2 separate regions of the Homo sapiens genome follow, and region 2 is linked to region 1. A link is a loop called in an ENCODE intact Hi-C map of the cell type or tissue named here. Cell type or tissue: IMR-90. All regions are shown on one strand. Each heading gives the region's core, and the rest is flanking DNA. Links, peaks and the distances in the headings are about the cores only.

What was found. Hi-C counts contacts between places; a loop is a spot of excess contacts. Peaks named below come from ENCODE experiments on the same cell type or tissue, not always from the same donor. Only the 100,000 strongest peaks of a DNase experiment are listed, where the experiment ranks them.
Region 2: it touches region 1 in a loop (3-fold over the local background); 1 of 110 quality-filtered maps calls a loop at or near these places.

Annotation. Positions count from the first base shown.
Region 1 is chr9:27,274,640-27,279,142 of GRCh38, forward strand. It overlaps the pseudogene REXO6P. Among named protein-coding and RNA genes, the nearest start is that of EQTN, 20 kb to the right of the region's middle. In IMR-90, for the core only: a CTCF peak has its summit at 1,988 (motif pointing left); a DNase peak (open chromatin) is centred at 1,962; H3K27ac peaks cover 229 bases.
Region 2 is chr9:27,085,091-27,089,593 of GRCh38, forward strand. No RefSeq gene overlaps it. Among named protein-coding and RNA genes, the nearest start is that of TEK, 22 kb to the right of the region's middle. In IMR-90, for the core only: no CTCF peak of the experiment used is centred there; DNase peaks (open chromatin) are centred at 2,371 and 4,081; H3K4me3 peaks cover 281 bases; H3K27ac peaks cover 3,163 bases.

The DNA of each region.
Region 1 (4,503 bases), core at 113-4,112:
ATAGGCAGACAAAAGTATCACACGACTCAAAGGGTGAAATAGCAGGCAAGCAGACTTCTCCACAGCAACATTTGTTATAAGAGAATGGAACATGGGAAAGAATGTTTAGCTTCACTAATAATTAAAGAAATGTAATATAAGATAAGGCAATAAAATTTTAACCAGATTTGCAGGCTTTAAAAAATTATAATGTGCATCGTAGGTAAGGGTTTGTGGGAAGAGAACTCTGAAACATTGAGAAGGACTATAAATTGTGAAAACCCTTCTGGAAGGCAATACAGTGACAATAAGATTTTTAAAGAATGCTTTAAAAATCTTAAAATTCTTTATCTTTAGTCCAATTATTTCAACTTGTGAGAATTTTAAGGACAGTTATTTACAAAGCCAAAAACTATTTATATACAAGAATTGGGGAGGGGGTAACAGGGAGTAGGTGGGACTACAGGCACGCGCCATCACACCTGGCTTTTTTTTTTTTTTTTTTACATAGCACAATAAAATTAAAACTATAAACACCACAACATTTGCAGTTAAAGGGAAATAATGTTAGCCACCAAAAAAACTTTGTAAGAAATAAGAGGAAGGTAACTAGCATTTATTAAGTACTTATATATTTGACCCTGGGGTAGGCACTCAATTTTCCTTTCATAGATAAGGAAACTGAAGCTCAGAAAAATTAAATAACTTGCCCAAGGACACCCAACTATTCTATGAAGAACTGAAATTCAGGTTTTCATTTGTGATTTGGAAGTATAGACTCTGCCATGCAGAAAGTTTATTAAATATCTTTTTTTTTTTTTTTTTTTTTTTTTTTTGAGACGGAGTCTCACTCTGTTGCCAGGCTGGAGTACAGTGGTGCGATGTCGGCTCACTGCAACCTCCGACTCCCTGGTTCAAGCGATTCTCCTGCCTCAGCCTCCAGAGTAGCTGGGATTACAGGCATGCGCCACCACACCCAGCTAATTTTTGTATTTTTAGTAGAGACAGGGTTTCACCATGTTGGCCGGGAGGGTCTCCATCTCCTGACCTCGTGATCCACCTGCCTCGGCCTCCCAAAGTGCTGGGATTACAGGCATGATATATGACGCCTGGCCTAAATATCACTTTTTTAAACACAAAAATGTTAAAGGAATACTACTCACTGAACTGCTTCTTCAATTTCTTTTTTATGTCATAAAAGAACTTCAGCACTTATAAATTACAAAAGTTTATAATTATTTTGAAAACTAAAGTCGATTCTTGTTATTTCAGGTAGTTATACTCTGTAAGTCACCACAAACTCAGATTTAGTGAACACTGAATCCACTGCTCCTAAAACAAACAAACATGGGGTTAGGTTCAGGTAAGTCTCTGGTCACATTTTTTTTTTTGGTCAATCAAAGTATCACCTTGCTTTACATATGTGTCATGTTTACAGACATCTCATTTAATACCCTCGTGGCCAACAGCACTAAAACTCATGCCTGAACAAAGTTTATCTAGCACATATTTTCTCTGTAAGGCACATCACATTCTTTTTATGCTTAGGAGCACTAGACAGCACTACAATGAGCGGCAATTTTCAGCACAAAATCACCAACAAAAAGCACACAGATACAAAAAAACCTGGCACTAAACGGACTGCAAAAGGACATTTTACATTATGTGAGCTTAAACAAGAAGGCTATCACCTTCTTCAGCCTTAACTGGGAATGTGCATGTCAGGCAATTCAAATTTTTTGCCACTCTGCGTTGTCTGTGAATGATCTCATAAGCACAGCAAGTCTTGATTTTAAGGTTACACGTCAATTTTACTGAGTAGGTGAATTCGCAAATTTGGAATCTGTGAATAATGAGGATCGACTTTTAAAATTTATGGTTAAGAGGCTACCCAATGATAATATACCTGCTTTCAATGAAAATGTTAGATCTGTGGGTGGGGTGGGGAAACGGACAGGAAAATGCTAACAAGCAGGAATCAATGTACCGACTGCCAGTAAATTGTGCCCCCTAGTGGACAAAAGGATAAATAGTCCTAGAATAATAAAACTGGAAATAACAAGGTATGCACTTTATATAAAGCTTTGAGCAGCGGGGAGATGAGGAACTAAATAATTCACATCAAATTTGCCAGAGTGTGCAATTCTCTTTTTTGGTCCAGATGTGTTTTTGTAATATAACATATCATCCTTTTCTGAAGCCTAGTGGAAAAAAGAATTATCCAATTTCAGCACAGTAAAGGCAAATTTAGCATGTTTCTCAAAAAGCCATAGGAATCTAAGCAACAAAGTGTGGACAAATTTTTTAATAAAAATTCACAAAAAACTGAATTTGAATAGTTTTACCTGTGTAGATTCCTATAAAAGAATCCTCTAGGCCGGGCGCGGTGGCTCACGCCTGTAATTCCAGCACCTTGGGAAGCCAAGGCAGGTGCATCACTTCAGGTCAGGAGTTCGAGACCAGCCTGGCCAACAGGGTGAAACCTCGTCCTACTAAAAATACAAAAATTAGCTGGGTGTGGTGGCACGCGCCTATAGTCCCAGCTACTTGGGAGGCCGAGGGAGGAGAATTGCTTGAACCTGGGAGGCAGAGGTTGCAGTGAGCCGAGATCGCCTCACTGCGATCCAGCATGAGCGACAGAGACTCCATCTCAAAACAAACAACAACAAAAAATCCTCTAATTTGAGAAGTCAACTATAAGTTACTGTATATAGTACTATGGCCTCTGGAAACTGTCAACTCTGCCAGACACTATGGCTGGCCACTTATCAAGGCTTTTGCCTTGTCACTCCAATATGTTATTGATCAAAACTATTAGAATATGTGTATTATGTAGGTGTATATTGTATAGAATTTAGAACAAATATAAAATATGTATTTAAGCAAAACTCCATTAGATTTAAGAAAACAATAAAAGAAAAAAAATGCTAACCTGTTTAGCAGTCTTTTCCTTATGAGATTCACTTTCAACGAGCTCATTAGAAACTTAAAGACATTCTTTCATAGTGTCATCAGAATGAGAGGAGGTGTCATCTTCAGTACAACCATTATCAGATTTGATTGGATCAGAACCAAATTTGGCTAATTTGCTTCTTCAAAAGTAATGAGGTCTTGATTATTACCTTGCATTCTTGGCACATTGTCTTTTGCAAGGTCATCTGAATAAGAAATGTGGAACTGGCTTGGTGAATACCAACATTTAATTTCTTCTTTTTGTGTATCATAATTTTGTTTTTACCTGTTTTTTGTTCTTTAGGTAACTTTCTTATTACAACTTTCTTTCATTATTTCATTGCCATTGAGAGGTGCAGAAGATGAACCTCCTTCTAAAATACAGTCATGGCTTTTTTCATCCCCAAATTTTTCCTTCTTAGGTACTGTTTTAAAATGATATAAATTTACATTAGTTTTAATACCTGGGGATGTTTTCATGAGCAATGTAGGTAGTTGTAATTTGTTACTGTCATCATCTATTTGTGTGGTTAGTTGGGTTTTATCTGTTTTTTTCTTCTTCTGTGCCACTAATTTTAAGATTTTTCTCCTCCGGGGGCGTGATATGTGTCCATTTATCCTTATAATGATGTTTGAAGCCTCTACATAGTTTAGATTTCTTAGAAGTAGGCATGACTGGAGGTACATCTATTATAAGATCATCTTCAGATTCTTAAAGATCTGTTTTACTTCTTATTGGTGAAACAGAAGGCCTTTGGCTCTCCAGGGATGTGTGGCGACCTTCACTCACAGGTGTTTTCAAGTGGCAGAAGTGCTGTTGATCAGCCTCATCCTGCTTTGCTTTAGATGCCCCAAGTACCTCCGCAGAATAATTGAGGAAAGGATCATATTCAAGATCAGTCTCTGGACATCTGAGGTCCATCACATACTTTCCAGTCTGTCTTTGTTCTTTGATGGTGCAATTCACTTTTCCTCTGGGAGCAGGCTATTTTCAGGAAAATCTTGCCTCACATTTGTGTCATTCAAGGAGGCCACAGGGCTTTGAGTCAGTTCTTCAAGTGCTAAAGTTCATTTGGAGATCCTCTTCTGCTCTTCTTCAACCTCAGCCTTGACTAACTCATTTTTTCTGTTCTAATTTTTCCATAGTTATGTCTAGGACTGTCAGTAGAAAATAAGTTTTGTTTTATCATTACAATCATGATGAAATGCAGATTCTAGAATACCCTGGAGAAGTAGCTTCCTATCAGAAGGACATTAACCCTTCCAAACCCAGTTTTAAATACAGGAGGTAGTTTGCTAAGTGATCAGTTCTAGATGGAGAGTGAGAAGCCAATGGCTATCACTGTTTAAGTTTTCCAAATGTCTAGCTCATTCCCATGACTGATTAAAATACATTTACACCTTATTACTAAGGTGACTATACATCAGTAGGACAGGCCTTGTTTGTGCTTAATTGTTTGTGTCAAACATGACATACTTTGGATAGAAAATATTCACCTTATTACCAAGCAATGACAATTTGGAAACTTAAAATAACTGAATACCACTTACACAGAACTGTATATAGTCTTC
Region 2 (4,503 bases), core at 127-4,126, 190 kb before region 1:
GTAGGATTGCTAGACTGGAGGACATGTGCATTTTACATTTTAATAGATATTGATGAATCTTTTCCATTAACAGCAGGGAATATAACAGCAAGTGACATTTTAGGTCACTTTTATAGAAAATGTCACTTGTGTACAACAGTTATGTAGCAATAAATGTAACATCTTTTAAAAAAGAGAAAACAATTTCTGGTAAGGAAGTTCTAAACAAAGAAGCATTCCATCGGGATATGCCCTCCTTTAAAATTACTGTTATTAGAAAGTGGAATTCGGTAGGGGATTGGAGCAGGGGCAGGAAGCTCGAAGAAGAAAGAATACGGAAATACAAATCTTTCCAAGTTCACTTTCATCAATAGTGACTTTCTATAATAGTGCTGTCCTAAAACAGGATGTCTGATCATCTTAGGAATACACAGTTGTTTTGCTGCGACACACTTTTCCTTCCAAGCTCATTAGCTGCTTTTTCTTTTTGGCAAAATGTTTTGTGGTGTGCAGCATGCTGATAAATACTACTCAAACATTTTTCACTACTTTTCTGTGGTAGGGAGTGGAGGAAGGGGAGAGAGTTCCAAGAACAAGGGCTTTTTGTGATATACCGATGATGCTATCAAGTCCTTAAACAAGTGCGTAAGAAGTCTTAGCAGAGTTAATTGCTCAATTCACTGCTATTGAACAGTACATCTTTATAGGGAGCAGGATAAAATACCATGATTTACAAGTTGGAATGAAAAAAACACTTCATGAAACATATTTATCGGGCCGTTCCTGTTAATAAGAACACTAATAGAGGCTAGTTAGCTTTTTTAAATTTCTTCATTAGTAATTTCCATTAAGAAATGTTAGTCCTGTACATAGTAGATATAAAATAAGTAAAAATATTAACATACTTAATCTGCACATTTACTTTAAAAATGTGATACAGAAGTAAAAATTGGGCCGGGCGCAGTGGCTCACGCCTGTCATCCCAACACTTTGGGAGGCCAAGGCAGGCAGATCACGGGGTCAGGAGTTCGAGACAAGCCTGACCAACATGGTGAAACCCCGTCTCTACTAAAAATGCAAAAATTAGCCAGGCATGGTGGCGGGCACCTGTAATCCCAGCTACTCAGGAGGCTGAGGCAGGAGAATCGCTTGAACCCAGGAGGCAGAGGTTGCAGTGAGCCGAGATCATGCCATTGCACTCCAGCTTGGGTGACAGCGGGAGACTCCGTCTCAAACAAACAAACAAAACAACAACAACAACAACCAAAAAAAAGGCAAAAAAAAAAATTGGCTAAAAGGAAACTGTTCAAAATGCAAAAGACTTAAAACTGTGAAACCTCTAGCCTGCAGATCAACAGGAAAAAATCTGATTAGTCCATGGCCAAATGAACCAATTTAAAAGACACCATGAAAATGAAATTTGAAACAAAGTACCTATGAAATTTCAAATTATTTAAAGAACAAAACTATCCCATATGTTTCATTAAACATGAAAATACATTTTTAAACATAAATCTAAGTGTTATTAGCTTTCTTTCTCAACACATCGAGAAACTTAGGCAATGAGAATATTATCTGAGTTTCTTATCAGTTGTATTTTCTTATTTCTTGAATCACAACTATCCTTAAGATGAGAGCATCCTGGAAAATATTTATTTTTCTAAGACATTTGTCATCTTTTTAAAGGACTGCAGAAACTCAATTTTATTTTTTTAAAAAAACACTAACTCAAATTAAGTGGGCAATGTGTTCATGAAAAGGAAGAGAGATTCTGCCCCAATTCCTGGGGAAAGTCAGGGGCAGGACACAGAATATTCTTTTACAGTAACATTGGGATTGTCTTTTCTCATCAGCTCTAGGTTTAGACAAGCAGTGGGCCTGGTCTTTATGAGGTTTCCACTGAAATGAAGACAAGTGGGTGAAGGTAGAGACCAGGCATATCTTCCAGCGTGGGAGTGACTAAGAAGTGCCATATGTCTTCTTTTCAGCCTAAACCTTCAAAGAAGCAAATGATTACAGGGTAATTTAAACTATCAAGCTAAGAAAATGCACACACACATAATACCTAACTGTCAAAGGGCCGATTCACAACTTGGTCACTTAACTGAAGGAGAAAAGGAATGTTTGGAATTAGAATAAACAGACGCATATACAAACAGTTTATTATTTCTGCCAGAACTCTAAGTGGTTTCCCCATAATTTGGAGAATCTTCTGAGAAGGGTGCTCTGGAAATCCAAAGCTTATCTAGCAGAAACTCAAATTCAACACAAACCAAATAGATTCATCTTCCTCCGTAACCTACTCCTCTGCTTTTGACTTCTGTTTCTGCGTGACAGAGCCTGGTATCTGCGTTCTATTTATATTATATATTGTTATTCTGTGTTCCCAGAGAAACTGGAATGCAAAAACCTGACTGCATTTGCTCTTTAATAAAAACTATGGGCCGGGTGCAGTGACTCATGTCTGTAATCCCAGCACTTTGGGAGGCAGAGGAGGGCGGATCGCTTGAGCCCAGGAGTTTGAGACCAGTCTGGGTAATGTGGTGAAACCTTGTCTCTACAAAAATTACAAAAATCAGCCAGAGCGTGGTGGCGTGCACCTCTAGTCCCAGCTCCTCAGGAGGCTGAGGTAGGAAGATTGCTTGAGCCCAGGAGGTGGAGTTTGCAGCGAGCCGAGATCGTGCCACTGCACTCCAGCCTGGGCAACAGAGCTAGACCCTGTCTCAAAACCAAAACAACAACCACAACAACAACAACAAACCTATGTAATATAAGTTCTCCAGACTTCATTCCTCATTTGTAAATGAGGAATCAAACCTTGTAGGTAGAAAGAATAAAGAACATGGAAACCAGAAATATCTGTTCACACCCAAGTCTGCCATTTACCATGTGTATTGCCCTGGGAAATGTTAAGGGTCTCCTAGTTCTTACATTCTTTGACTTAATTATTTATCTGATGATGTTTCCATATTTGTTATTATATTGAAGAAAGTTAAATATTAACAAGACCCATAACATTAGTAGACATTGATTGCAGAGCCTCTACATATTGTGGGGAAACAAAGTTAGAGTTGAAAGGCTCCTAGGAAAGTGTTTTAATCCACTTCACTCTACACAGCCATGTTCTTGCCCACTCATGACTTTGCCTGTAGCTGCCTCCACCTCAACTTTCTCCCTCCCATCCATTTATTTATAGTCTATCCATACTTCAAAGCCCAACTCAAATATTTTCCCCTCACTGAAACCTCTTATGAAAATTTCAGTGAACATTGAACAATAACTGAACTTTCTAAATAAGTAATATTTAAATTCATTATGTATTTCCATGCTCAGCGATGTATAAAATATTTTTTTTTTTGAGATGGAGTCTCGCTCTGTCGCCCAGGCTGGAGTGCGGTGGTGCAATCTCAGCTCGCTGCAAGCTCTGCCTCCTGGGTTCATGCCATTCTCCTGCCTCAGCCTCCCGAGTAGCTGGGACTACAGGTGCCCACCATTACACCCAGCTAATTTTTTGTATTTTTAGTAGAGATGGGGGTTTCACCATGTTAGCCAGGATAGTCTCGATCTCCTGACCTCGTGATCTGTCCACCTTGGCCTCCCAAAGTGCTGGGATTACAGGCGTGAGCCACTGTGCCCGGCCTTATGATATACTTTTTGTTTCATATGCATGACTTGTGTTTAAATTACTCATTGTTTTATTCATTTCCAGTAAACACTCACTGAAAATCTACCACATATTCTGTGATCTTGGACATTATTTATGTAATTTTTTTTGGTAAAATGGGAATAGAAATTGCTATCTTTCAAAGGTGAAGAAGATTGAATGAGATAACATATGTGCAAGTGCCTGGCCTGTGTTGTGGCATAAATGTCTTTCTTTCTCTTTTATAAACAGGTGATTTCTGAAAATCATAAAAAAGAAATGGACTGCTTAACTTGTTCTCAAGATTAGGGATACTCTATCTAGAAAGCAAGTTTTTCTTGTGCTGTTTTGTAACTAGCACTGTCATTTTTTGAGTATTACAGTATCTACTTGGAGATGTTACATGAAAAAGTTTGCTAACTTCACTAATATTAATAGAATTTCGTGGTTAAATGTTTGGAATGCTGGGATTTAAAACAAGTAAGGCATTTCCTTTTTTCTCCCCACCCCGTTCAGTGAGGTTGTTTCACGCACTTGTAATGCAGTTAGATTGTTTTGTCACATTCTGTATTCCATCCTGAGATCCTCTAGCTTTTAAATAATTTTTAAATTTTGCATTAAGATTTACTTTTTTTTAAATTGACAAATGCATAGTGTCTTAATGTCGTGTATCTATCATTACAGTATCATATAGAATAGTATCACTGCCCTAAAAATCTGCTGTGGTCTGCTTATTTAGCACTCTCCTCAGACCCCTGGCAACCGCTGGTCTTTTTTACTGTTGCTATCGTTTTGCCTTTTCCAGAATGTCATATAATTGGAGGATACAGGATGTGACCTTTTCAGTCTGACTTTTTGCATTTAGCAATATGCAGTTAAAA